Linked DNA regions of Homo sapiens: regions 2 and 3 are each linked to region 1. Evidence: read pairs that join two places in POLR2A ChIA-PET (ENCODE). Cell type or tissue: HepG2. All regions are shown on one strand. Each heading gives the region's core, and the rest is flanking DNA. Links, peaks and the distances in the headings are about the cores only. Region 1 overlaps TNFRSF19 (TNF receptor superfamily member 19). Region 2 has its middle 11 kb from the start of TNFRSF19. Region 3 overlaps MIPEP (mitochondrial intermediate peptidase).

What was found. Peaks named below come from ENCODE experiments on the same cell type or tissue, not always from the same donor. Only the 100,000 strongest peaks of a DNase experiment are listed, where the experiment ranks them.
Region 2: POLR2A ChIA-PET joins it to region 1 with 8 read pairs; 3 of 35 experiments call an interaction of 5 or more read pairs at or near these places.
Region 3: POLR2A ChIA-PET joins it to region 1 with 5 read pairs; 2 of 35 experiments call an interaction of 5 or more read pairs at or near these places.

The regions. Positions count from the first base shown.
Region 1 is chr13:23,649,391-23,659,544 of GRCh38, forward strand. TNFRSF19 (TNF receptor superfamily member 19) reads left to right here. Exons shown (of 10, transcript NM_148957.4): 6 at 9,660-9,824. Among named protein-coding and RNA genes, the nearest start is that of TNFRSF19, 84 kb to the left of the region's middle. RefSeq lists enhancers at 4,524-5,025, 5,266-5,405. In HepG2, for the core only: no CTCF peak of the experiment used is centred there; DNase peaks (open chromatin) are centred at 4,911, 5,241 and 7,481; H3K4me3 peaks cover 1,095 bases.
Region 2 is chr13:23,553,941-23,564,094 of GRCh38, forward strand. No RefSeq gene overlaps it. Among named protein-coding and RNA genes, the nearest start is that of TNFRSF19, 11 kb to the right of the region's middle. RefSeq lists enhancers at 6,555-6,734, 7,965-8,194. In HepG2, for the core only: no CTCF peak of the experiment used is centred there; a DNase peak (open chromatin) is centred at 5,291; H3K4me3 peaks cover 685 bases.
Region 3 is chr13:23,773,572-23,783,725 of GRCh38, forward strand. All of the region lies in intron 16 of MIPEP (mitochondrial intermediate peptidase), which reads right to left. Among named protein-coding and RNA genes, the nearest start is that of PCOTH, 110 kb to the right of the region's middle. RefSeq lists enhancers at 3,233-3,282, 4,063-4,112. In HepG2, for the core only: no CTCF peak of the experiment used is centred there; a DNase peak (open chromatin) is centred at 5,530.

The DNA.
Region 1 (10,154 bases), core at 3,001-8,000:
TCTGTAAAGACTTTAGTAATATTCTCTTTCATTTCTGAATTTAGTAATTTGACTATTCTCTCTTATTTACTTAGTCTAAAGTTTTGTAGATTTTACTGATCTTTTCAAAAAGTCAACTTTTGTTTTTTTCTTCCATTATTTTCCTATTCTCTATTTCATTGATCTCTGCCCTAGTCCTTACTTCCTTTCATTTGCTACCTTTTAGCTTAGTTTGGTTTTTTTTCCCATAATGTTTTAAAGTGGAAGGTAAAGTTACTGACTTTAGATCTTGCTTCTTTTTTAATGTAGGAATTTATTGATACAGATTTCCCTCTGAGCACTGCTTTTGTTGTATTCCATAAGTTTTGGTATGTTGTGTTTTTACTTTTATTCACCTCAAAGTATTTCCTAATTTTCTTTGTGATTTCTTCTTTGACCCATTGATTATTTAAGAGTATATTGTTGCATTTTCATATATTTGTGAACTTTCCAGTTTTCATTCTCTCATTGATTTCTAATTTTGTTCCTTTATGATTGGAAAAGCTACTTTGTATGATTTCTGTCTTTTCAAACTTATGGACACTTGTTTTGTGACCTAACAGGTGGTCTGTCCTGGAGAAGGTTCCATGTACACGTGAAGAGAATGTGTATTCTGATGTTGAGTACCTCCTGTCATTCTTAGAATAGAATCCAGACTTCTCACTGCAGCTGTAAATCCCTACAGGAATTGACCCCAAACAGCTCTTCTGGCATAAAATCCCTCCATTCTTCCCCTAGCTCTTGCTTAGGAAGTATTTTTGACTGACTTATTAATTAACATAATCTTTAGTGTAATGGCAATAATGTATCTTTTGATAGCAGGTGAAACAAGTACAATGTATCTTTGTGGAATGTTTTTAAATATGTGGAATAATCTTGTACATGAGTGTGCATAGCAGCACTATTCACAAGAGCCAAAGCTGGGAAAACCAAGATGTCCATCATCTGAGAAATGGCTAAACAAAATGTGGTGTATCTATACAATGGAATATTATTCAGTCATTAAAAAGTGAAGCTCCGATACAAGCTACACTGTGGATGAACCTTTAAAACATTATACTAAGTGAAAGAAGCCAGACATAAAAGGCTGTATAATACTGTATATCCATTTATATGACATATGCAGAATAGGCAAATCCATAGAGACAGAAAACAGATTAGGGCTTGCCAGGGGCTGCAGGGATGGGGGAAAGGGAGTGACCACTTAATGGGTATGGGGTTTCCTTTTGGGGAGATAAGAATGTTCTAGAATTAGTGGTGATGGTGGCATAACATTGTGAATGTATTCAGCTTCTTAATAGTAAATCTTATGTCTATTTTACTATAATTTTAAATCAGTTCAATTTAAAAAATGTAGTTATGGATATAAATGGAAGAGCAAACAGAACAAGCTTTTTTTGGAAATAATATTTCTTTTGGTTATTGAAAAAGAAACATAGTCCTAAGACTAAAGTCTAAAATATAAAAAACATAAATGACGAAGCCTTCTTCTTTCACATGTATCCAGTGTCAGAGTGCTTGGTATAAAGTGTATTTTACAAATTCAACTATTTTGTTTATTGGCAGACTCTATAGTGGTAGATCTGGAATTTGTATGTTGAGTGTTACATAGATATTTTTGCTTAACCAGTTTAGATTAACAAGATAAAGCTTACACTTCAGAACTGTATGCTTGTCTCAATTAAGATTGAAGAGAGCTCTTTGTTAATAATTTTTTAAAGAGCATGACTAGAAATAGATTCATCATCAGGTTTTAATTTTGTTAAACTTTTATTTGATTTGGGCTTTTTGATGGTACTGGTGCTGGTAGAAGAGCACAGAAAGCAATGGATTGAATTGTAGTTTACTTGAAGCAAATATGAAGGTCAAAGATAAAATATTTCAGTGAAAAATATTTTTAAATGTCTCATTTTTGTGCTTATATTCCAGTACTTATTGCTAATTGCTAATTGAATTGCATGTGTCAAAACATAGTCACCAATAAGTAAAAATGCTTGCATTTCCAATTATGTTGGAGTTGCCAGAGTGATATGTTATACAGAAGGAAACCAGATGTGTTATTTTCATGTGCTAAACTCTCTAATGAAAACATAAGGCGTTAATGAAATCTCAAAGGTGGAAGCCCAGACAGAAAGCATAATTAGTTCATTTACAACTTGATCTTCCCTACTACATTTATTTAATGCTCATTTTATGATACCACATAGAGCTTTAAAATAACACATAAAATGAAGTTTATAAGCCATATGTTGTTTTTTACTGCAATAAAATTCAATAGCCTCCTTAATCTAGGGTTTAGATAAAACAGGTTGGATTTGTAAAGTCATGCTTGTGTTTTAAATTAGGTCAAGCTATATTGTATGTGTTAGCTGATTAACTAGAATATACTGGTCTATACAGAATCTGAACCAGTAATCCTTCACACTATAGTCTTTTTTTTTTTTTTTTTTTTTACTCTAAATGGTTGGAAAGAACATAACATGCTAAAAAAAAAAAAAAAAAAAAAAAGCATAAGTTTTAAGAGTCAAACTAACCTGAGCTCAGATCTAGATCCAGCCACCTAATGGTTGTTTGGCATTAAAAAGTATGTACAGATACATATCAACTTCTCCATCTATGAGATCCTTTCTGCACAGGGTTATTACAGCGCCCAGAAAGTGGGTATGTAGGGGCTGGCCCCTGCACTTGTGGTTATATGGTAGCTGTGATGGTGTTGATGATAATTCAGCTAACTTTTGTACAAAAGACAAATATAGGTTCCTGTGGTTAACTGCTCTCTAGGCACTCACTGTTTTCTCCATACCTCTGTCTACTGTTGGGAGTAAGTAAAAATGTCAGATTAATACGACTAATTTGGTAAAATGATGTGAATGCTTAACTGTCCCCATTATCCAGCTCACCTGATAGTTCCTGAAATTGGTACCAAAGCACTTGTGTTGGAAGAAGTGGTTCACCTCCTGAAGGTCTTCCCGTTTTCTTCTTTGGGCATTCATTATAAATCAGTCATCATTTTATATAGATTGTTAACTAAGATTACATTTGGCATATAATAAGATCCTTCTGTGATGACTCCATGAAGCGCTACTTAAAATGGACTAGAGAAGGCTAAGTTTTTGTTTGATATTCATTCCAAGGATGTGGTCAATGGTCTACATGGATTCTCTATTGATATATATCTGAGCCACCCTTGCTCTCTCATGCATGGCCTGATTAATTGCAAAAACTAAGTGCATGCAAACAAAACTGTTCTTTGCTCCAGCTGTTTCCATCTGCATTGTCATTAGCGACATAGCCCAAGGTGGAAGGTTATTAGACAACCAATGAACACATCATTGGCATAATCTCATCTTATTGATTGGACAAGTCCCCATTAAGTCATCTTTCTGGAATACTTGGGATTTTTCCTTTTATTTCATAGACATTCATTCATTCCGTCATTTAACACATATTTATCAGGCACCAGCTGTGTGCCAGGAACCCTTATAGATGTTAAAAATACAAGCAAAACTCCCTGTCCTTTCTGTGGGAGATGTAATTGGCTAGGATAAATACTAAGCTGCTGTAACAAAGAGACCCAGAAATATCGTGGCCTAAGTAAGATAGAAGTTTCTCTGTCTCGTATTTAGCAGTTCAGCCTGGGAAAGCAGCTCTGCGTCAGGATGTCTCAGAGCCCAGCTTCCTGCCCCCTGTGCTAAGCCAGCCTTAGACATCTGCTTCCCACAGAGGATCAAGGCTTGGCTGCTGCATTCACCTCCCAGCTCACAGTGAGGGGCAAGTCTAGGTCAAGCAATGGCTCCCTAAGTGAAGCTGACCCACACATAACCCACACCCCTTCTGCCCACTTTCGTCCCCACTGACTCTAACCTGGATATGGTCAGGCTCAGCTGCAGTGTGGCTTCTTGCTGGACCTAGCTTAACGACGAGCCTGGTGGGTGTGTTTGAGAAGCAGGGTGGGATCTCCAACTCCTACCTTGGGAGAGAATGACAGTGAACCAAACAAGTAAAGTATACAAAATGTCAGATGATCGTCAGTGCTGTGAAGGAAGAGAAAGCAGGGCAGTGGGTAGGAAGTGCTGGGGAGAAACTGCAATTGTAAATAGATTGGTGGGAAGCCTCACTGAGGTGGTGACATTGCGGAAGGACTCCAGCAGCTGAGGTGCAGTCCTTGCGGCAGTCTAGGGGAGCATTGTGGACAGAGGCACTGACAGGTGAGGAAGATCTGTGGGAGGGGCAGGGAGTGTGTTGAGGGATTTGCTTGTAGTTGGGGGCACGTGCTTTGGACATGGTGAGTTGAGATGCATCTTTATCCATGTGGAGGTGCCAAGTAGGCTGTGAGATGCATGACTCTGAAGTTCAAGAGAGCAGATCAGACTGGAAAGAAAATTTCAGAGTAGTGAAATCAAGTATCCTACTTCATCTTTCATGTAAATGCCATGCTCATTTCTGCAGGGAGAGCACAGCCAGGCCACAGTGGCCATGGGACTTTCTGGGCAGCAGATCTATTGGAGTGTGCCTGGCAGCTGGTTCTGCAGGAGCTCACCTGCCCTAATAGAATGTTCAGGCCCTTCTGCCTCAGTGGGTCTTGGTGTCTGCGTGAGGAGCTTGCCCAGGGAGGAAACTGAGATTAAGAGCTGTGAAAAAAAGTCTTGTTTGTGGCCAGGGTGGAAAGTGGCAAGAGCCAGGTTTTGGACAACAGTTCCCTTCCTCCCAAGCAGCCCCGCCTGAATGGGGCCCTTTGTTAGGAAAATTCTCCAGGAAGAAGGATGTTTTGTTGAGCAGGTTTTTAAACATTGCATAGTAGGAAGTTGGAGAGGTTAAGCAAGTAGGGAGTAGCAGTAGAAGGCAGAGGAGGGAGCCTGGCAAGCCCAGGCGGAGTCCAGCTGTGACTGCCTGTGCACATCCTTTCCCATTTCCCTCCCTACTTGGGCCCTTTCCAGATGCAGTCACCTCCACAGAATGCCCCCCGCCCCTGCCCCAGGACACCCAGACGTTGCTCAGCATGCTTACTGCCCCCACGTCTGATCACAGTGGCCCGTCATGCAGACACCAAGACCAATGGGAAGGCGGAGGACCCCGAACATCTCTGTGGGCAGGTGAACTCCTGCGGAACCAGCTGCCATGCACACTGGGGCAGCTCTGCAGTCTGGAAAGCCCTGTGACTGCTCTGTGGCCTGGCTGAGTTCTCCCCACAGAAATGAGCAGGGCCCTTACATAAACAAACATGAGCTGTACTTTGGTTATCATTACCCAACAGAATGTTTTGATCTCAGAAGCTACCTGCATCTGTGGAGCAGTGCGGTCTACTAGAGGGGCTCAGAAGGCCTGAATCCAGTTTTCAAGCTGCCTCTGCTTTGCTGTGTAACCTTGAGCATGTGACTCAAGGTCTTGATTTTCTTGGGTATCAAATGAAGCTCATCAATGAACGCTCACCACTTTACCTAGTGAGGAGGGTGAGGCACTGAAGGTGTGTTAGAAGCTGTGTCTACAGAAGCTAGTGTCCATGTTTTAGCCACCTCTGTGGCTTGCAAATAGGTTCCTCATTTGCAGCATCTGAGAAGTTGCTCTTGCCTTTGTCCAGTGTGACAAGTCTCTCCAATAGATGTGTTTCAAGGCTTTCCAGCTATGCTTGAAGCTCTTTAGGGGATGCAATGTGGGGAGAGGATATGGATTTCTGCACCTTGGTCTACTCCAAAGAAGTTCAGATGGGACTTTATAAAAACACTTGGCAGATTTTGCTGGAGACCTCCATTTCCTTTTCTTCTATTCAGATTTTCCTCAAACTTTTTTAATGCCTTGTAGGATGTCGTACTCGTAATAGACACTCAGGACATAATTGTTCAGTTGAGTTGAACTCCTAAGGAGATGCATAATATAAAAGTGAACCCATGTAATGTAGGTAAAATTTAAGCTGAAAGAAAACAATCCTTGCTCTGAAGTAAATTGCTAAAGGGTAGTGCTAACATTATGGTGGAATTTAATAACTTAATTGGTTAGAGTAAGAAATATTTTGTATTCCAGAAAAGTTAAAAACTTTCCAAGGCATGTGGACCTTCCTATTTCCACTTCTTCAGAAGTACTTTCGGAATCCTAATAAGATACGGGCAGAATTCCTGGCTGGCATTCAGTCTGCTTAGTGAACTAGAATGGGGCATTTAGTCAAGGCATGTGAGTGGAAAGAATCTTTCATCTCAGTATCATTGCCACAGGTTAGCAAAACAATACCTTTTCCTTTAGCGTAGATAAGTTCTTTTCTTAGGAATTATCAGCAATATCTCAATTAACAAAAACTTTATAGAGTGGAAGCCACTTTATATAGCTAGTATAAATCTGCCCCCCCCCCTTATTTTTGGTTTTGTTTTGTTTTTGTTTTTGTTTTTGTTTTTTGCTGCTCAAGTCATAAAGAATTATAAGAAAATAGTTTTTTTACTAGAAACTAAAAAGAATTAGTTTCTAGAGCTGTTCTAAAATCAAATGATATTCAGTTCAATCTCCTATTTATGTCTGCATTGCTATATGTGACAAAGCTAAAAATGATGAACTAAAAATGACGAACCCATTTCCTAGAAAAAAAGAATGTTTGCTCTGAGTGTTACCATAAACTCATACATATAAACAAGAATCAAGAAGGCAGTTTCCAGAGCCCTACTTCCCATGAGCACTCTCTGAGGGTGTTTGGATCAATAAGATGCCTGTTGTTATATAGGTGTCAAAAATCAAGAAGTAAAACTTGTATATTTTTCTTGTTCATCTTTAGATGTCACTGCCTGGGGAAATGTGTGGAGAAGGGGCATATTGGATGTACTTTTCCTTTAAAATTGATATTACTGTGGCAACTATATATCATTGACATTACAGTATTGTGCCCTATAGTATTAGATATGTGTTAACAAGACACGTTTAGAGAACATAAATCCTGAGTTACAAACCACCAAATTAAGAAGAAAATCTCCACTTTTGGGACATTTTAACCTATCTGTAAGTTAGAGACAGTTCCTTTTATATTAAGGAAAATAAGTTGACGAATGTATTATAGAAGGATTTTAAACAATAAGAACTTAAAGGACTCTAATTATGATACTACTTTAACCCAAAATCCCTATTCTTACCAGGATTTTTCTGAATATCCAGTTTTGTGTCAATTGATGAGCTTAATGGTTACAACAGTTGAGAACTTTGAAGTCCTCCACTCAAATCATGTATTAAGCTTCATTTTTACGACAGCTATTGCCAAAACCCCATATTGTGTAGGGCTGGGTTATTTGAGCAAAAATTTAAGCTAAGGAGACTCTTCTCCCTCTGAAGTGAACGCCTTCCTCACCAATGTAAATGACAGCTTCCCACAGCTTCACCATTTGGTCCAGATGGATAATGCTTTCATTTCCAAGTCACTTCCCCTTCTCTGTGGCTGCTATTTCAACTTGCGTGGGATGCAAGTTCCTCTCCAGTTATGCATTTTCAGTGTTTGCACAGCTGTGCTTGTGCTCATATGGCCTTTTGTGACTCTGTCCAGTGATAGAGGCTGTTTCAGATTAGATTTAATCTCTATCAGGTCAGGGTTGTAATTTTTTTTAGCTTGCTGTATAATGAACATTTAGTGTGTGCCGTTTGCTTATTATAGTGTTCTATAGAGTTAGAAGTGATGAAATATATTTTGTGAATATTAAACATGTTTACAAATAAATGTCCTTTAAAATGTATGATTGGATTATGAGCCTTATTCATCTAAGCCCAAAACATATGGTGTGTGTGCCTTCCCAGATGGCAATAAGAGACTTTTATATGTGTGGCCTAGAATCACTGAGACTGGAAATACCAAGACTCATGCTCCAAGATGATAGTTCCTGCTATCCTGTTTTTATGATTCAGTAATATTAACCCAAGTGTTTCTCTCTGGGGCTGTAGTCTCAGGTGTCATACGATCTTATTGGGAGTGAGGGGTGTGTAGCCAGGGAGAAGGAGAAAGGCACCAGATGACAAATTGGCTTGTGTTTAGGTGCCATCTTGTACAAATATAGACACAGACCTTCAATCTCTAGAGTTGCAGTGTCCATTATGATAGCCATTAGCCACATGTGGCTACTGAGCATTTGAAGTGTGGCTAGTCTGAATTCAGATGAGCTGTGTCTTTAAAACCACACCGGATTTTAAAATTTTAATACAAAATAGAGAACGCAAAATATGTCATAAATAATTTTTATATTGAATACATATTGAAATGCAATATTTAAGATATATTGGCTAAGTAAAATAGACTAAAGTTAATTTTACCTGTTTCTTCTTCTTCTTCTTCTTCTTTTTTTCTTGAGACAGAGTCTCGCTCTGTCGTCCAGGCTGGAGCGCAGTGGTGCGATCACAGCTCACTGCAGCTTCATAGGCTCAAGGGATCCTCTCAATTCAGCCTCCCAAAGTGCTGGGATTACAGGCATGAGCCACCGCACCTTGCCTCTCTTTTACGTTTTAAATGTGGTTCCTAGACAACCTGAAATGACATGTGAAGCACACATTATACCTCTACCTGGAGTAATCTTCAGTCGAGGGGAGGCTCCTGTGGTGAGCAGCACCTGCCGGGGAAGCAGAGTGAGGGCCCCTCAGCTCACTCAGGGCATCTGCTTGGGAAAGAGAAAATGTAACTGCCCCTCTGTGTAGATTCATGCCCCTTTTAAATCCATTTCTCTCATTATTTTGGGGTTAGTTAAGTAGGATATGCTGTTTAACTGCACTAGATATAGATCTCTGATTTAAATGAGTTTGTTTATCCTGGTACCCTCAGGATAGTTTTAAAATGGTAATTACTATCATCATCATTACAGTGGCTAATGATTCTACAGCACAGCCAGTCCCACACACTTTACATAACACATGAGCCAGTCACTATTATTACCTCCATTTGAACAGATGGCAACTTGAAATTCCAGTCAGTGTCTCAAGGTCACACAGGTAGAGGTTGACCCAGGCCATGGGGTTCAGAATCTGCCCTGAACCACAAAGCAGTACTGCCCTCTAAAATAAGATCTATTTCTTGACTTTCTTAGCACATGACTATGCCGGCCTTTCCATAGTGTAATAACAGTATTAGTCTTTTCTCCAAAACTTAGATGTTTTCCAGTAGTTTAACAGCTAAGGCATTCAGAGATGTTTACTGTCTCAAAAACTGGGGTCTACTGTAAGGTTCTGGATGATCCAACTCCTTGTTTTCCCCTAAAGTTGCCCCAAAAAGCATACATGCATTCAGTCTGCTTAAAAATATGGTGTAATTCCAATTAAGTACAAAACATTAGTTCCCTGCCACATGCCAAGTACTGGGCAACCAGAGGTAAAGATGACAGACCCCCAGCTCACAAAGAATTCTGCTCTGGTGGAGCTGAAGGCAGATTCTAGTAACACAATGTGTTGAGGATTGTGTGTCCGTAGCGCTCTGGGAACAGAGGAGAGGGACACCCTGCACATTGTGGGGTGCCGGGTAAAGGTGTCCCATTAAAGACATCTTCTGGGTGGAGGGGGTGCTTGAGCCATCTTTAAATATCTCATGCCAGTTTTCTCACAGCATGGGAAGGCCACTGGTAAGGGTGCCTGCCAGCTTCGCCATAAACACTGCATCTGCAGTTGTTCAGAGCATGCTGACCCCATTCCTGTGGTTTCAGGTGCCAGCAAGGTCAACCTCGTGAAGATCGCGTCCACGGCCTCCAGCCCACGGGACACGGCGCTGGCTGCCGTTATCTGCAGCGCTCTGGCCACCGTCCTGCTGGCCCTGCTCATCCTCTGTGTCATCTATTGTAAGAGACAGTTTATGGAGAAGAAACCCAGCTGTAAGTTTTGAGCTCATTACATTTCTTAGCATTTAGGGGAAGGGCATTTATTACTATTGTCGTGCAAGTGTTCCACAAGAGACTTGGCTGAGACAAGCACCAGTGAGTTGTGAAAGAACGCAGGGCACAAGAAACACAGGTGATCCCTGAACAGCAGAGGGCTAGGAGAGCAGTTAAGAATCCACACGTCAGTGTTGACTCCCCAAAAACTTAACTACTAATAGCCTATTGTTGACGGGAAGCCTTACTGATAAACAGTTGGTTAATACATCTTGTTTATTATATGTTTCTTTGTTTTTTTGTTTTTTTGGAGACAGAGTCTGGCTCTGT
Region 2 (10,154 bases), core at 2,374-7,373, 96 kb before region 1:
ATTGCACTCCAGCCTGGGCAACAAGAGTGAAACTCCGTCTCAAAAAAAAAGAGTTGTTCGTTTGTGTGTTCCCTCTGTTGTTCCACACAAGAGGGTCCATGTCTTTCTGTTTGGTCCTTCGGAGGACATTCTGGATAGGTATCCCTGATGCCTCCTCTCCTCCCCTAGTCCTCCCTTCCCCTGTCCGCACCTTTCTCAGGAGCATCAGCCCCACCCTGGAGGACACAGATGATGACTCAGTGCAGCCTCCCTCTCTCTGTGTCATGCTGGTGTCTCTGGAAAATGCACAAGCCCTTGTGCCAAGGAAGGGGGAGGGACACAAACAGGCATGGCTTGTCTCTCCACCAGTGAAGCTAAGGCTGATTAATCCCCCAAGTACCTAAAGAAAACATAACTTACCATTAATCTACATGAGGAATTTGTTATCAACCCCACGTCTTCTGTCACTTTGACCCAGACTGTACTCCTTACAAAACAATCACCTTGGCTGAACTGAGTCAAAGGTGCACCAGGCTCTCTCCTGGCCGAATTTCCATCATGAAGTCCCCACGTTAGTTAGCTGAGAACTCCTCTGCATGAGCCATCAGGGCAAATGGCACCATGAGCGATATTTTTTTCTCTAATCTCCAAGTTTCTCTACTGAGAGCAAAGGTGAATACACACATAATGTTGAAATGGATGGCTGGGCATGGTGGTTCACTCCTATAATCCAGCTACCTGGAAGGCAGAGGTGGGTGGATTGCTTGAGCCCAGGAGTTTGAGACCAGCTTGGGCAACATAGCAAGATTCTGACACTAAAATAAAAAGTCAGCCAGGTGTGGTGGCTCACACCTGTAGTCCTAGCTACTCCAGAAGCTGAGGTGGGAGGATTGCTTGAGGTCAAGGCTGTAGTGAGCCATGATTGCACTACTGCACTCCAGTCTGGGCAACAGAGCAAGACCTTGTCTCTGGGAAAAAAAAAAATAAAGACAGTCTTCTTAATTACCCTTGCACATGTAGGTTGCATTCCCAAGACTAGAATGCAAAAATACAGCCACATTGTCCTGTACCAATTTATAATCTCGCTGTCAATGTATGACAAATATGCAATCCCCTGTGCATCACCAGCTCCTCATATGTGGAGGACTTGAAGGATGGGACAGAATTGGGCAGGAAGGAGAGCAAGGAGACGTGGGGGTCAGGAGGTGTTGGATGAAGCAGTGCCAGGAAGGCACAGAGGAGAGGCCAGCACACAGGGAACTAAATGCATGCATCCACACTCGCTTGTTTATTCATTCAACAAATGCTCTTTTGGTGCCTAGTACATGCCACCCTTAGGTATTCCCTGTGTTGGGCACTGTGCGAGGCATTGGGTGCACGTTGAGAAACAATATAGGGTTTGTGGAATACAAAGCTCAGAGTTGCAAAGGAACCAGGCTGGAGGCTCAGTGGAGGGGAGACGACATGCCCCTGTGTAAGCAAGTGTGGGCTCCACCCTATAGGTAAAGGGAATGACAGGATCTTGTGGGAGATTTTAGATGATTCTTAATGGTGACCATAAGGAAAATGGATTCAAAGGGGCTGAGACTTTGGGGCATGGTGAAGGAAATGCTTGTTTGCCCTCTTAGGAAAGGTGATGAGCTAGTGCACTTCTGAATTAAATTGGAGACTTTATCTCAAGGTGAGAGTTCAGGCTGCACTGTCACGTGTAAATAAATCATTTATACCTTAAAAACAATCATCTAAAAATGACATCAGAAGACATACAAACACTGAAAACCCTCCAGCACATAAATGAAGTACTCTGAAGGTGACTTGATGGCTTGATTTTGCTGTTACCGACAAGGAGACTCCAGTTCAGAGAAGTCCTGGCTTTCCTAATCCTAACACAAAATCCAGAAATTAGGGGAAAAAGAAATGTAAAATGCACATGAGTAATACTGGGGGAAGGGAATGGAAAACAAAATTCAACATGAGAATGGAAGGAAAAACAAAATGAAGTAAAATACAATATAATACAATACAACAAATAAAACAAATCAGGGAAAAAAAAGTCTGTACGTGAACAATAGTAGACCATGAGCCAAGAATAATCTATTTGATTGATTGTGTTATATACATACACACACACACACACACACACACACAAGCTTAAAATGCAAGCAGCAGATTGGGAGACAATATTTGCAAATATATGAGATCTACATTATTACTTAAAACATAAATATCAGCCGGGTGCTATAATCCTAGCAGTTTGGGAAGCTGAGGTGGGTGGATCACCTGAGGTCAGGAGTTCGAGACCAGCCTGTCCAACACGGCAAAACCCCATCTCTACTAAAAATACAAAAACTAGCGGGCGTGGTGGCGGGCACCTATAATCCCAGCTACTAGGGAGGCTGAGGCAGGAGAATCGCTTGAACCCGGGGGATAGAAGTTGCTGTGAGCCGAGATGGCGCCACTTCACTCCAGCCTGGGCAAAAGAATGAAACTCTGTCTCAAATAAATAAATAAAATTGTTTCGAATCAGTCAGAACATGCTAAATAATAGAAAAAGAGATAGGAAATCGTAATAGTGGAAATACAAATGGCCAGTCAATATTTGAAAAATTGTCTAACTTCACTTATAATCTAATAAAGAATTCAAATTAAAATAATATTAATCAAATTAAAACAATGAGATAATATTTTCACCTATTTAATTGACAAGGATTTGAAAATACTGATAAAATTCAATGCTAGCAAAGGTGAGGTTTTGCGTCCACAACGTGTTTTCATTTCACACACTGCTGGCAATATCATCCACTGATCCGACCTTTTTGAGAGTAGAGTGGAAGTGCCATATCATTTCAAATGTGCACACCATCAAACCGAGCAATCTTGTAGGAATTTTCCCTGTATAAATATTAGCACACTCAACAAAGGTATGAACTATGATGTCGTTCACCATAACCGGTTGGAAATAATGTCTACCAATAAAGAAATATGCTAGCATTCTGATATCTTTAATCTACAGAAGTAGGTTATAAAACAATATAGTAGAGGATATTATAAGCACCTGTTTAAAAAAAGTGTCCATGTGCTTGAGTGTGTGTATGGCACGTGTGGTATGTGTACCTGTGTGAGGTGTGTATAGTGTGTGAGTGAGGGGTGTGTGTGTTGTGTGTGTGACTGTATACGTCTGTATGAAGTGTGTGAGGGATAGGTGTCTGTGAGGTGTGTGTTTCTGTGTAAGGCATTTGTACGTGTGTGGTGTGTGAAGTGTGTGTTTATGTGAGATGTGTGTGTGAGTTGTGTGTGTGTGGTGTGTGTGGCATGTTTGTGTGGAGCGTGTCTTTGTGTAGCATGTGTGTATAGTGTGAGGTGTGTGTGCATGTGTGGGGTGTATAGGGGGTGTCTGTATGAGATGTGTGCACGTGTGTCTGTGAGAGGTGTGTGTGTGCATGTGTGAGGTATATGAAGTGTTTGTGTGATGTGCGTGGTGTGTTTCTGTGTGGTATTTGTGTGGTGTGTACATGTGTGATGCATGGGGTGTGGGGTGTGAAGTGTGTATGTGGTATGTGGTATGTGTGTGCATGTATCCAGTGAATTAAATTGGAGACTTTATCCCAAGGTGAGAGCTCAGGCTGCACTGTCACGTGTAAAGAAATCATTTATACCTTAACAACAATCATCTAAAAATATTGACATCAGAAGGCATGCAAACACTGAAAACCCTCCAGCACAGAGGCTAAGTACTCTGAAGGTGACTCGATGGCTTGATTTTGCTGTTAGAAACAAGGAGACACTAGTGTGAGTTTGTGTAGCATGTGTATGGTGTGTTTGTGTGTGAGGTGGGTGTGTTACATGTCTGCATGGTGTGTGTGGGGTGTGTGTATATATATGTGAGGTGTGTGGGTTTGTGTGTGGCGTGTGTGGTCTGGATGTGTCTGTGTGTGGTTTGTGTGTGTGTGAGGTGTGTGTGTATATGTGAGATGTGTATGTGGTCTATTTGTGTGTGTGGTGTGTGAGGTGTGTTTGTGGTGTGTGAGGTGTGTATAGTGTGTGAGGTGTGTGGTGTATGTTTGTGAGGTCTGTGTGAGGTGCATTTGTGGTGTATGTGTGAGGTGTGTTCGCATACATGTGTGTGGTATGGGAGGTATGTGTGTGGTGTGTGAGGTGTGTGTCTGTGTGAAGTATGGGGTGTGTGAAGTGTGTGGTGTGTATGTGTGAGGTGTATATGTGTGTGAAATATGTATGTGGTGTGTTTGTATGTGTATGTGTTTGAGGGGTGTGTGTGTATGTGTGTGAGGTGTGTGTGTGTGAGGGGTGAGGTGTGTGTGGTGTGTGTGCGAGGTGTGTGGGGGGTTGAGGTGTGAGATGTGGGAGGTGTGTGGTGTGTGTGAGGTGTGTGTATGTGTTGGAGGTATTTGCGTATGTATGCGTGTGAATGTGTGTATGTGTGTGAAATGTTTATGTGGTGTGTTTGTATTTGTATGTGTGTGAGGTGTGTGGTGTGTGAGGAGTGCCTGTGGTGTGTGTGTGAGGTGTGTATATGTGTGAAATATGTATATGGTGTGTGTGTATGTGTGTGAGGTGAGTGTGGTGTGTGAGGTGAGTATATGTGTGAAATGTGTATATGGTGTGGTGTGTGTGTGAAGTGTATGTGTGTGAGGTGTGTATGTGTGTGAGGTGTGTATGTGTGTGAAATATGTATATGGTGTATTTGTATGTGTATATATGTGAGGTGTGTGGTGTGTGTGTGTTATGTGTGTGAAATGTGTATATGGTGTATTTGTATGTGTATGTGTGTGAGTAGTGTGTGGTGTGTGTTATGTGTGAAGTGTATGTGAGGTGTGCTATGTGTGTGAAATGTGTATATGGTGTATTTGTATGTGTATGTGTGTGAGTGGTGTGTGTGGTGTGTGGTGTGTGTGAGGTGTATGTGAGGTGTGTATGTGTGTGAAATGTGTATATGTTGTGTTTGCATGTCTGTGGATGTGTGGTATGTGTGAGGTGCCTGTGAGGGGTGTGCACACACCGGCACAGATACACTGAGGAGATGTCCCTCTTGGCTCAGCGGCGTGGACGTGTGCTATGGGATTGGAACAGTCGGGAGGAGGAAGGCGCTCGCCTTCTCTGTGCGCATGTCCTTTGACTTTTTCTTACAGACTCCTGCTCTGATGTGCTGATCTCTGAGTCATGTTTCTCTTTTCATGCTAGACCTTTAGAGAGGAAATGGTGCAATTTCTATTCTAGTTCCAACACAAGAGACCTTTCTTCTTAGGAACCTCATTTGAGGACAGCATCTTATTTTGCAATTTCTCCCCCAGTGTCAGAGACATTCCCAACAAAGGGGGTGATTGTCAGAGGTATTTGTTTCATAAAGCTTTGCACATAGATACAATTGTGAGATAAAGCAGCAGAAACGCATTTCACGTATTAAATATCACACTGAAGTAGCACTTAAGATACCAACGAGAAGGTTAAATAAATAAGAGAGAAAGAACACCCTTGGCAGAAAGCACAGCACGGCTACCTCCCTCTCTCCAGTATTTGCCAGTAAGGAAGAACTGCTGCGGCAGGAGTTGCTGAGCTATGCTCGTGTTCTCAAATCCAAAGAATATTTGTCTGGAAGTGTGTTCAACAGCTGTTGACAGGGGTTACCTCTGGGCGCAAAATAAGGCTTTTGCTTCTTGCTTTAACTATTTAAATTTACATAATTTTTTTTAAAGAAGAAAATTAGAATTGTGGGTGAGATTGGTAATTTTTTTACTTTGTTTTTCCGTAATCGTTCAATTTTCTATAATAAAATATGCTGTTTTGTAATCACAAAAAAAGAAAAAAATGCTTGAAATTAAACCTTAAACCGTGGTTTTTTTTTTTTTTTTTTTTTTGGATATGTCTTGCTTTGTTGCCTGGGCTGGAGTGCAGTGGCACAATCTCAGCTCACTGCGGCCTCAACCTCTTGGGCTCAAGAGATCCTCCTGCCTCAACCTCCCAAGTAGCTGGGACTACAAACACTCACCACGCACTACAGGCACTCACCACTTTTTTTGGGTAGAGTTCGGGGTCTCAAATTCCTGGCCTCAAGCAATCTTCCTGCCTCAGCCTTCGAAATTAAACATTTTTAAAAGGGGGAGTCCATAAGCCTCCTGTAGCCGATTTCTGTGGCCCAAGAAGCCCAGGGCAATTTACAGAGGCCATTAACACTTCAGTGGCAGAGCTCTGTGCTTGTGAAAACTAAAACACCCTTTTAGAAATATATTTGATTTAATTAACAGAAGATAATAGTGAAATAGTATGATCTAGAGTCATACAGGCCTGAGGTCAATTTCAGCCACATGACCTTGGAAAGTGACATAGCCTTTCTGACCCCTGGTTTCCCGGCCTGTGAACTGGGGGAGTTGATTAAGAGCCTGCAGAGCACCCGGCAAAGGGCAGCTAGTCAAGCAGAATACCGTGTGGAAACTGAGAGTTCCCCAGTATCCTCAGCCTCTTAGAGACCCCAAATAAGCTGTCATATCATCAAGACATTCAAGGCAGGGCTGGACACCTTCTGCTTCTGCCCACACAGCCTCTCCTGCCGGAGTCCCATGTATAGTGGGCCTTGGGGCTCTTCCCCTTTAATCACTCTCCTGACTTCACCAGCGAGACTTCCGCCATCTTTTGCTCGTTGATATTTACCATTCACCTGTTTCACAACCGGCCCTTCAAGATGACCCCCCCCTTAGACATAGTGCAAGAAGTCCTGTGTCTCCCCAGCTCCTCGGGTCTCTGCTCTGTCTTTAGGAAGGCCGCACCACTCCAGGAGAGCAGAATCACAAAATGTTGCCCTGCCCAACACTGTCCCCGCCCCACCACACACAGACCACCTCTCCTGTGTTCCCAGGTGCTCCTCCTGTCTCCATGGAGATGCCTGCCTCTGCTACACCCCTGGCTCATGTACTCTTGAAGGACCAAGCACCAAACATCCTTCTGTCTTTTGGGGCTCCCTGCCCCTGCGATAGTGGAAGACTCGCTTACTGTCTAGCTATACCTGTGTAAGAAGGTCCCTGTCAACCACTGAACTTTGTACTCTCTCTCTATTTTGAGAGAATCTCAATTGTAATTTCATACCTTCATCTAAAGAATGGTGTATATGTAACAATGAATTTTAACATGAACAAAATATTCCCTCTGAAAAACGTCCTAACACACTTCGGATTTCTCATATGTATAGAGAATAAGGCTTTTGCTTCTTGCTTTAACTATTTAATTTTACATAATTTTTTTCAAAGTCAAACTTTTGATTTGAAAGTGAAATTCCACTTTCAAATGCTATGAAACATGTTGTTTGCCAAAATGCAAAATATCTTTTTTGTTTCAACACGAGAAATGCTTAGAAAAAACAGAATTACAGAGACTTTCTCTTCCGATGGGAAACAATTTTTTCTCACCTGCTACAATCAAAGATGACAAGGCTATTTTTTTTAGCAACACTTTAAATAGCTGAGAGTTAAAGTGTGTTCCATGCTTACTGCATGTCAGTACTATTCTGGTGTTCACAAGAACCCTCGGTGTAGGTACTCTTATCATCCCCATTTTAGAAACAAGAAAGCTGAAGTTTCAAGTAACTTACTCATACTCAGAAGTTCACACATAAGTACTGGAATTCAAGCCAAGGCCACCCCATGTGAGAGGCCATCTGCCTACCTAACTAGGACACTGGAAGGTAAAAAGTTGACTAAAACAGTTTCCTCTCATAAAATTTCTTATATTTACATCCAATAATATATGTATCTCTTACTTGCTTTTCAATTACCTATAAAGCTGGAAAATAAATATAAACTAAACTCTGAGACTCAGGCAGCAGATAGGAAGTAACCTTGATAAACTTAAGAATGTTCCATAAGTAGTCAATTTCTGCTGATGAGAAATAGCAACTGTGCCATAGTATATGCTTTATAATAATCTGATACCTGAGGAAGAAAGAATACCATATATAACTGGAAGGAACGCAAAATGGTGCAGCCACTTTGGAAAACAGCTCAGAAGATTCTCATAAAACAACCTATATCTTTCACATATATGACTTAGCAATCTGACACAGGGAGACCAAAACAACAGGGAGAGAAAACAGAGCAGTGGTTTCCAGAGGTTAGAAAGGTGGGGAGGAGGCCAGGCGCAGTGGCTCACTCTTGTAATTCCAGCACTTTGGGAGGCCGAGGTGGGTGGATCACCTGAGGTCAGGAGCTCAAGACCAGCTTAGCCAATACGGTGAAACCCCATCTCTACTGAAAATACAAAAATTAGCCGGGCATTGTGGCGGGCATTTGTAATCCCAGCTACCCAGGAGGCTAAGGCAGGAGAATCGCTTGAACCCTGGAGGCAGAGGTTGCAGTGAGCTGAGATTGTGCCACTGCACTCCAGCCTAGGCAACAGAGCGAGACTCCATCTTAAAACAAACAAAGGTGGGGAGGAGTTGAATATAAAGGGAGACAGAATGAGGAGATTTGGGGGTGATGGAACCATGGTGATGGACACATGACTGTGCATTTGTCAAAACCCATAGAATGGTTCACTGTAAATCTTCTGAATAGATTCTGTAGTTTAATTGACAGTATTGTACCAAGATTAGTATTTTGACAATTGTTCTATAATTATGTAACCTGTTCACATACAAAGAAGTTGGGTGGAGGATATATGAGAACGTCCTCTACTACTTTTGCAATTCCTCTTTAATCTAAAATTATCTCAAAACAAAAAGTTTTTACAAAGCAATTTTATGATAAGCTGAGTATGGTGCCAAATAGGATTTCTGACACAGTTAAAACTGCCTTTATTTTCTATCGTGTATTAGAGGAGAAAAAAAATCTAATTTGGCCTTAGGAATTTTCTTTTCAAAATATACTATAAGCTGTATTTGTAAACATTCTCTTATTTCTCATTCTCTGAAATTGAAGGATTCTCCATCTATATTACCTCCTGACACTACAGTTCAATTTTATTTAGCAGGACCACTTTATTTTCCCTTTTTCCTCCAAAATAGATTTTGTGGGTTCCTGATTTTCACCAGTTACTCTAACTATTCTGTGTATTTAATGCCCCAACTATGTGCTGGGTGCCCTTCCATTGGATGGGTGGTTGCATTATTAAATGTTTTGACTTTATTTAGATAGGCATTTCTTGAATCAATTTTTAAGAGCGTGCCTGTCTTTATCTAACTTACTTCCTGATGAAGCGCAGATCTTTTTTTGGTAGTGGTAGTATTATTCTGAAGATGTTTCTTAGTGCCTCCTTTTGCATTTTCCTGCTGTTTCACCAACAGTTTTTGTTAGCATTATCAAACTCTACTGAGAACCAAGATTCGTAATTAGCCTGGTATATTAATCAGGATAAATGCTGAGGAGGCAGAAAAGGAAATGGAAAACATTTGATTAATTATAAGACATGAGTTGGATAGCTTCTCTGAAAACTAGCCTGGGCTCAGTAAAGTATTTAGAGGGCAATATGGCAGGTAAGAGTGACTTGGAGTCACTTATGAAAAGTTGGAGAGCAGAAGGCAGCTGGGTGCAGTTGGATGGTCTGCGGCAGTTTCCAGCATAAAGCACCCTTTCCATCACTGATGCAGGGTGTGCATGTGTGTATCTGCTGAATTAACTTGTCCTTGTTGTGGTAGTTGCTGTTGTTGTCAGTATCAGAACCACCATGTAACAGATAGTTTTGCCCGATTCACAGACAGTTTGCTTCTTTGGCACCTTCTGGATTTGACAGATTGTTTAAATCACTAGCTGCTCTATTAGCTGGTAATTTGGATAAGTATTTCTAATTTCCAATTTTGCCTGAGGGACCTTTAAGAATTGAAGCTAACAGTGCTGAGGGACTAGAAAGACAAGCCACAGACTGGGAGAAAGTATTATAGAACACATATCTGATATGGAACTTGTATCCAAAATGTACAAAGAACTCTTAAAACTCAATAATAAAAAAACATACTACCCAGTTTTAAAATGTGCAAAAGATCTGAACAGGCACCTCACCAAAGAAGATATAAGATGATAAATAAGCATATGAAAATATGCCCAACACCATACATCATTAGGGAATTACAAATTAAAACAGATACCACTACACACCTATTAGTGTGGCTAAAATTAAAAACATCATCAACAGCAACTGATAACCCAAAATGCTGACAAGGCTGCAGGGCAACAGGA
Region 3 (10,154 bases), core at 3,000-7,999, 120 kb after region 1:
TTCTCACCAGCAACGTATGAGGGTTCCAATTTCTCCACATCCACACCAACACTTGCTACTGCCCATCTTTTTATTATATCCATCCCAGTGGGAATGAAGTAGTCTCGCACTGTGGTTTTGATTTGCATATCCCTAATGATGCTGAACATCTTTTCATGTGCTAATTTGTCATTTTTGTATCTTCCTTGGAGAAATATCTCTTCAAACCCTTTGCTCACTTTAAAATGGGTTGCTTTTCTAAAGATTAAACTCTGATCAGATACATATTCTCCCATTCTGTGGGTTATTTCACTTTCATGGTAGTGTTCTTTGGATACAAATTTGAACTCATTAAAATTAAAAAATTTGTCCCCATTAAAATAAAAAAAATCTTCTGTTTCTTTGGTTGTTTATGCTTTAGGTGATGTATCTAAGAAGCCATTGCCTAATCCAAGGTCATAAATGTGTATGTAATCCTATGTTTTCTTCTAGGAATATTCCAGTTTTAACTCTTAAATTTAGGTCTTTGATCTATTTTGAGTTAATTTTTGTATATAGTACAAGGTAGGAGTCCAATTTCATTCTTTTGCATGTGGAGATCCAGTTTTCCCAGCACCATTCTTCGAAAGGACAATTCTTTCCCCAATTAGTTGTCAACTGAACATAAATGTATGGCTTTTTTTTTTCTGGAATCTCAGTTGTATTCCATTGACCTGTATGTTTATCCTTATGCCAGCACCACACAGTCTTGATTACTGTAGCTCTGTAGTAACTGCTTCAATTGGGAAGTGTGAGCCCTCTAGCTTTGTTCCTTTTCAAGATTGTTTTGGCTATTCTGGGTCTCCCACATTTCCGTGAGAAATTTTATTAGATTTGTCATTTTCTATAAAAAAAAGCAGCTGAGGTTTTGATAGAGATTGTGTTAAATCTGTAGGTCAATTTGGGGTGTATTGCCATCTTTAACAATAGTAAGTCTTACAATCCATGAACATGAGACATCTTTCCATTTATTTAGGTCTTCTTTCTTTCAATAATGTTTTACAGTTTATACTTTACAAGTCTTGAATTTCTTTTGCTAAATTTATTCCTAAGTATTTTACTCTTCCAGATGCTATTGTAAATAGAACGGTCTTCTTAATTTAATTTTTAGGTTGTTTATTGCTAGAATACAGAAAAACAATTTTTGCATATTGATCTCATACCATGCAACCCTGCTGAACTGGTTTATCAGTTCTTTTTTTTTTTTTTTTTTTTTTTTTTTGAGATGGAGTTTTGCTCTTGTTGCCCAGGCTGAAGTGCAATGGGATGAGCTCGGCTCACTGCGGCCTCTGCCTCCCAGGTTCAAGCAATTCTCCTGCCTCAGCCTCCCTGGTAGCTGGGATTACAGGTGCACACCACCATGCCCGGCTAATTTTTTGTATTTTTAGTAGAGACAGGGGGGTTTTGCCATGTTGACCAGGCTGGTCTTGAACTCCTGGCCTCAAATGATCCACCTGCCTTGGTCTCCCAAAATGCTGGGATTACAAGCATGAGTCACTGCACCCAGCCTATCAGTTCTCTGTGTGTGTGTGTGTGTGTGTGTGTGTGTGTGTGTGTGTGTGTGTGTATTCCTTAGGATTTTCTATATACAAGATCATGCATGTCATCTGCAGAGAGATAATTTTATTTCTTCCTTGTAATATGAATGCTTTTAATTTTTTTCTTGACAAATTCCTATGGTGAAAACCACCAGTACAATATTGAATAGAAGGGGCAATGGCAGACATTGCTGTCTTATTCCCATCTCAGAGGAAAGCTTTCAGTCTTTCACCCTGAGTATAATGTCAGCTGTGGGCTTTTTCTAGGTGCTCTTTTTAGGCTGGGGATCAGCATTGACTCTTGATTCCTTATCCGCAGTTACTGCCAATCAATCCTGAAGTCCTGATAATTTTATCTCAATATATTCCTTGTAGTTTTTCCCTTCCATACTCATCCTCAATGCCCAGGTTTAGATCCTCATCACCTCTTGCCTAAACTGTAAGGCCTTTGGGGTACGTAGGGTCTATGTGCATATATGTTTTACTTACCAAAAAAAGTTACATTCATTAAACAAAACCAAAATGCTGTGGAAAATGAAGACAAGAACAGGCAGCAGCTACCAGAAATAAAAATATCCTTGCCAAAACAAAAACAAAAACCAAACCAAAAACAGTGGGAAGAGCAGGAGGATAAAATCAAGGCAATCTCCAAGAATAAAGCAAAAACACAGGAAGAAGAGATAAATCAAATGGAGGAACTTCTGTTTCATCAGCATAATGGGTCTGCTATTTCCAACAGTCCTGAATGAAACAACTAAACTCTGGATAAAATATTTAAAAGAATTTTTTTTGGTAAATGTGTTGCTGAGAGAAGAATAAAATGTTATCAAAATGATGTAGATCATTCCAGCAGATTAAAAAACAGATGTTTTTAAGTATATGGTCATATTCACTGTATTTTTCTATTTGTTTTCATCTATTTCTTGGATAGATTGTTTTCTCCCTGCCTTCAATCTCTGTACCCCCCATCTATCACCCATACTGAAACCTTAACTTTTTGCCTGCAGCTTATATCTGCTCATGTCACTTCTCTGCTTACAAACTTCAAACCTCTAAGGCCTCCCTATTCCCTCCCCAGTCATATATAAGCCTCTGAGCAGACATAAAGAACTCTTCAGGACTTGATCCCAGTCTGATTTTCAACCCCCAAACAACAGCCCCTCCCTTCTGTTCCAAGTTCCCTATCATCAAGCAACCAGGACTAATATATTCTCTAACCACTTTCTATCATACCTTACCTGTTCCTCACTCCCTCCTCCCTACTGTGGCTTAAGCTAGGGTAAAATCTGAAGCAGAAGCAACTAAGCCCAGATTAATGGTCATTTCTGACTCCACGAGGCAAAATTCAACACTTCTCTATTTATAATAGTGTTCTCACAGCACTGCATTGTATCATTTTTCACACTGTCTTGTACATGTATATATCATCCATCCTGAAAGATGTCATTCAAATGAATTAACACACATGAGGAGAAGTGGTGGTGGGATTAAATAAAAGTTGTGGTTTTAGTGTTCTAAATAATTTAGTTCTAAAACATCTCTATCGGAAAAAGGTTTTATGGTTGACTTGGGAAAGAAAGTAGAATAAGCAAAATCACTGGGCAGGATAAGTTAACATGGAGATTTTTCAAACTGTGCACCAGTATCTACTAATGGTTTGTAAAATCTGTACAGTAGCTTGTGACCTGCATTAAAAAAAAAAAAGAAGAAAATGGGACAGAAAATATATAGTGCACAGCACAGAGGGTAACTTTAGATTTGTGGTACTTTTGTTTCAGTTTCACTCCCACATATATGTACATATACACCTAAATGTACATACATGTATCTGTACAATAGATCATAATGTAAAATGCATTTCTTACTGCAGGTTTGCTCAAAATGCTTAAACGCCAGTGAGTAAACAGTTCAAGGACAGATTAAAAAATCAGTGCTACTAAAGTAAAAAGAGAAGTCAAGGATATAAAGGCAGGTGAAAATGCTTAAGATGGGTGATCTCGTGGCTTATTCTGACTTTACCCATGGGGCAAGTGGACCATAAACACAGCAATGGCTGCTGTGGCTCTCAACTCTGAGCACTTTAAAGTATTTGTGTTTCTCTAACATGGTAGCATCAGAATGCAGGGCAAGTCCCAGTGATGTGCAAGTCTCTACTGATCTTGCTTCTGTTGTTCCTGTCTTCATGATGCACTTAAAATCTGGTTATCATCTAAACAGAACAAAAGGAGTCATAGGTTGTAGGTTAAACTTATAAACTATGTTTTGCTAACCATTCTGAGATGCACCATCCTAGAAAATAAAAGACAGTGAATTTCTGAAGTAATCATAATGAACAAATAGAGGATGTGAAAGTAATTCAGATTACTGTGTTACAGTATTGTACCACAGTTAATTTCCTGGGTTTGACGGTACACATGGTTACACAGAATGTTATCACTGGGGAAGCTGGGTGAAAGGTACTTTGCAACTTACGAACATAAACTATTTTGAGATAAGAAGTTATTAAAAAATAAGATTAGAGTGTTTTGTGAATTCCAAGGATTAGTCCAATAGACTAGTTTGAGATTGACTCCACTGCAGTAATCATGTTTATTACTCACTACTGATGAGCTTAGAGCTGAATTACCTTATTTCAAATAAGCAAACTCCACTGCACCTAGTGTTACTCTACTTGCCTTCAGTACTGTGCTTCTCTAAACTAACTGTGGCAGCATATTATTCTCTAAAATATTTTAATGTATTTCTTTATTCATGTTCATTTAAATTCAATCAGGACAGAGTGTTCAACTTCTTAGAGGACATACTAAGTTTTAAGAGGGAAAATGGGTTAGAAAAAGTGGTTATGAAATAAATGTAAACTATCATTTGATTTATAGACATCTATTGCTTCCATTTAAAGGACTTAGCAGTATGAAAGGATTGTTTAGACGTACTTTGGCTTAAGTGGGAAAAAGTTATGGCTGCAATTGTATAAATCATTTCAAATACTGTTTGATTTTAGCTTTTGAGTGTCTGAGTTTTTCTAAATGTTCTGAGAAAGTCTGGTTCACTTTTCACTCTCCATAAATCAGCAAGTATTTCAAAGCTTCCCCAAGACACAAAAAAACATACACATGTGAAAAGAATGATTGCATCATCACTAAGTTAGGAATTTGAAGATAATGTATGTTAAAGAAAGCAAATAACTGCTTTCTTTTATAATTATTAAATATATACATTACAAATCATGATGTGTGCAAGACACCAAGATAAACTATTCTAGCACATTAATAATCACATATGGTCATGGAAGGCTGTTGGGGGCACGAATCACCATAACCATGCTCAAGCAACTAGCTGTGCATTATCATGGGGACCCCTGGTGGCCTGGCCAATGGCTAGCCTTGGGGAGCAGAGACTCCCTCAAAACTCACTAATGAAAGAATGCTGAACACACAGATTCCCATCAATTTTGGTCTATTTGTTTTTCTTGCTTTGACACATCCTATGTGCAACTGATTTTATTTATACATACCATTTTTATCATGTCAATTACCCGTTTTTTTCAATTCCCCTTTCAAGCTCTACATTATTTTATTATACTGACAATAATAATAATAATAATACATGACATCTGCTTAGTGTTTACTGGGTGCCAGGCACTGGGCTAAGTGCTTTGATCATACATTATTTCAGTCATAGTCCTGTGATTTAGATATCACCATCTTACTGATGAAGATCTCACGCCTAGCTCACCTGATTCTACAACACCACACTCTACAGTATGCCTGAATTATCCATCATATCTGATTAATCTCACTCTCCTCAGAGGAGCCACCTCTACTCATGTTGTAACTCCTCCACACAGAGCTTCAGCTTTGTACAACCTGTTTCCACACATAACTTTCTCAATCCTTTCTTGTTAATTTGAATATGCCCACTCTTTATCCTGGAATGTTCTCTTCTCTCAAGTACACACACTAGCACTCTTTCAAACCATAGGTCAAACCAGAAACATGCCAAATAAGGATGTTTGCCTTTTCTATTATTATTTAGCAACAGTTTGAAAGTTCAAGCCATTGAATCAGCTGAGGACAAACAGAAACGTACAGCTATTGGAAAGCAGCAGCAAAAATGTTATTTACAAATGTTGTGAGTGATGTGTATGTAGAAAACCCCGAAATTGTGGCAGGTATCAAAGATAGTATGTTTTCATTAGAATTTCCAGCCACAAAAATCAACAAATGAAAACAAGTAACTTCCTTATGTATCAGTGATAATCAGCTAGAAAAAGGTGGGAGGATAAACATCCCATTCACAACAACAAAAAACCATAAAACAAATACATTTAAAAAGGTGTATGGGGGGGGCAGTTCCAAGATGGACGAATAGGAACAGCTCCAGTCTACAGCTCCCAGCGTGAGTGACGCAGAAGACGGGTGATTTCCACATTTCCAACTGAGGTACTAGGATCATCTCACTGGGGCTCGTCGGACAGTAGGGGCAGGACAGTGGGTGCAGCCCACCGAGTGTGAGCCAAAGCAGGGTGAGGCATCGCCTCACCCAGGAAGCACAAGGGGTCAGGGGATTCTCTTTCCTAGCAAAGGTAAGGGGTGGCAGATGGCACCTGGAAAATCGGATCACTCCCACCCTAATACTGTACTTTTCCAACGGTCTTAGCAAACGGCACACGAGGAGATTATATCCCGCGCCTGGCTCAGAGGTTCCCACACTCACAGAGCCTCGTTCATTGCTAGCACAGCAGTCTGAGATTGATCTGCAAGGCAGCAGCGAGGCTGGGGGAGGGGCGCCCACCATTGCTGAAGCTTTGAGTAGGTAAACAAAGTGGCCAGGAAGCTGGAACTGGGTGGAGCCCACCTCAGCTCAAGGAGGCCTGCCTCAGTAGACTCCACCTCTGGGGGCAGGACATTGCCAAACAAAAGGCAGCAGAAACCTCTGCAGACTTAAATGTCCCTGTCTGACAGCTTTGAAGAGAGTAGTGGTTCTCCCAGCATGGAGTTTGAGATCTGAGAACGGACAGACTGCCTCCTCAAGTGGGTCCCTGACCCCCGAGTAGCCTAATTGGGAGGCACCCCCCAGTAGGGGCAGACTGACACCTCACACGGCCGGGTACCCCTCTGAGACGAAGCTTCCAGAGGAATGATCAAGCAGGAACATTTGCTGTTCAGCAATATTTGCTGTTCTGCAGCCTCCGCTGCTGATACCCAGGCAAACTGGGTCTGGAGTGGACCTCCAGCAAACTCCAACAGACCTGCAGCTGAGGGTCCTGACTGTTAGAAGGAAAACTAACAAACAGAAAGGACATCCACACCAAAACCCCATCTGTACGTCACCATCATCAAAGACCAAAGGTAGATAAAACCACAAAGATGAGGAAAAAACAGAGCAGAAAAGCTGAAAATTCTAAAAATCAGAGCGCCTCTCCCCCTCCAAAGGAACACAGCTCCTCACCAGCAACGGAATAAAGCTGGATGGAGAATGACTTTGATGAGTTGAGAGAAGAAGGCTTCAGATGATCAAACTTCTCCGAGCTAAAGGAAGATGTTCAAACCCATTGCAAAGAAGCTAAAAACCTTGAAAAAAGATTAGACGAATGGCTAACTAGAATAACCAGTGTAGAGAAGTCCTTAAATGACCTGATGGAGTTGAAAACTACGGCACAAGAACTACGTGACGAATGCACAAGCTTCAGTAGCCCATTCGATCAACTGGAAGAAAGGGTATCAGTGATTAAAGATCAAATGAATGAAATGAAGCGAGAAGAGAAGTTTAGAAAAAAAAGGGTAAAAAGAAATGAACAAAGCCTCCAAGAAATAAGGGACTATGCGAAAAGACCAAATCTACGTCTGATTGGTGTACCTGAAAGTGACGGGGAGAATGGAACCAAGTTGGAAAACACTCTGCAGGATATTATCCAGGAGAACTTCCCGAACTTAGCAAGGCAGGCCAACATTCAAATTCAGGAAATACAGAGAACACCACAAAGATACTCCTCGAGAAGAGCAACTCCAAGACACATAATTATCAGATTCACCAAAGTTGAAATGACGGAAAAAATGTTAAGGGCAGCCAGAGAGAAAGGTCGGGTTACCCACAAAAGGAAACCCATCAGACTAACAGCAAATCTCTTGGCAGAAACTCTACAAGCCAGAAGAGAGTGGGGGCCAATATTCAACATTCTTAAAGAAAAGAATTTTCAACCCAGAATTTCATATCCAGCCAAACTAAGCTTCATAAGTGAAGGAGAAATAAAATACTTTACAGACAAGCAAATGCTGGGAGATTTTGTCACCACCAGGCTTGCCCTACAAGAGCTCCCAAAGGAAGCACTAAACATGGAAAGGAACAACTGGTACCAGCCACTGCAAAAACATGCCAAATTGTAAAGACCATCGATGCTAGGAAGAAACTGCATCAACTAGCGAGCAAAATAACCAGCTAACATCATAATGACAGGATCAAATTCACACATAATAATATTAACCTTAAATGTAAATGGGCTAAATGCTCCAATTAAAAGACACAGACTGGCAAATTGGATAAAGAGTCAAGACCCATCAGTGTGCTGTATTCAGGAAATCCATCTCATGTGCAGAGACACACATAGACTCAAAATAAAGGGATGGAGGAAGATCTACCAAGCAAATGGAAAACAAAAAAAGGCAGGGGTTGCAATCCTAGTCTCTGATAAAATAGACTTTAAACCAACAAAGATCAAAAAAGACAAGGAAGGCCACTACATAATGGTAAAGGGATCAATTCAACAAGAAGAGCTAACTATTTTAAATATATATGCACCCAATACAGGAGCACCCAGATTCATAAAGCAAGTCCTTAGAGATCTACAAAGAGACTTAGACTCCCACACAATAATAATGGGAGACTTTAACACCCCACTGTCAACATTAGACAGATCAACAAGACAGAAAGTTAACAAGGATATCCAGGAATTGAACACAGCTCTGCACCAAGCAGACCTAATAGACACCTACAGAACTCTCCACCCCAAATCAACAGAATATACATTCTTCTCAGCACCACATCACACTTATTCCAAAATTGACCACATAGTTGGAAGTAAAGCACTCCTCAGCAAATGTAAAAGAACAGAAATTATAACAAACTGTCTCTCAGACCACAGTGCAATCAAACTAGAACTCAGGATTAAGAAACTCACTCAAAACTGCTCAACTACATGGAAACTGAACAACCTGCTCCTGAACGACCACCGGGTACATGACAAAATGAAGGCAGAAATAAAGATGTTCTTTGAAACCAGTGAGAACAAAGACACAACATACCAGAATCTCTGGGACACATTTAAAGCAGTGTGTAGAGGGAAATTTATACCACTAAATGCCCACAAGAGAAAGCAGGAAAGATCTAAAAATGACACCCTAACATCACAATTAAAAGAACTAGAGAAGCAAGAGCAAACACATTCAGAAGCTAGCAGAAGGCAAGAAATAACCAAGATCAGAGAAGAACTGAAGGAGACAGAGACACAAAAAAGTCTTCAAAAAATCAATGAATCCAGGAGCTGGTTTTTTGAAAAGATCAACAAAATTGATAGACCAGTAGCAAGACTAATAAAGAAGAAAAGAGAGAAGAATCAAATAGACGCAATAAAAAATGATAAAGGGGATATCTCCACCAATCCCACAGAAATACAAACTACCATCAGAGAATACTATAAACACCTCTACGCAAATAAACTAGAAAATCTAGAAGAAATGGATAAATTCCTTGACACATACACTCTCCCAAGACTAAACCAGGAAGAAGTTGAATCCCTGAATAGACCAATAACAGGCTCTGAAATTGAGGCAATAATTAATAGCCTACCAACCAAAAAAAATCCAGGACCAGACGGATTCACAGCTGAATTCTACCAGAGGTACAAGGAGGAGCTGGTACCATTCCTTCTGAAACTATTCCAATCAATAGAAAAAGAGGGAATCCTCCCTAACTCATTTTATGAGGCCAGCATCATCCTGATACCAAAGCCGGGCAGAGACACAACCGAAAAAGAGAATTTTAGACCAATATCCCTGATGAACATCAGTGCAAAAATCCTCAATACTGGCAAACTGAATCCAGCAGCACATCAAAAAGCTTATCCACCATGATCAAGTGGGCTTCATCCCTGGGATGCAAGGCTGGTTCAACATATGCAAATCAATAAACATAATACAGCATATAAACAGAACCAAAGACAAAAACCACATGATTATCTCAACAGATGCAGAAAAGGCCTTTGACAAAATTCAACAGCCTTCATGTTAAAAACTCTCAATAAATTAGGTATTGATGGGACATATCTCAAAATAATAAGAGCTATTCATGACAAACCCACAGCCAATATCATACTGAATGGGCAAAAACTGGAAGCATTCCCTTTGAAAACTGGCACAAAACAGGGATGCCCCCTCTCACCACTCCTATTCAACATAATGTTGGAAGTTCTGGCCAGGGCAATCAGGCAAGAGAAAGAAATAAAGGGTATACAATTAGGAAAAGAGGAAGTCAAATAGTCCCTGTTTGCAGATGACATGATTGTATATTTAGAAAACCCCATTGTCTTAGTCCAAAATCTCC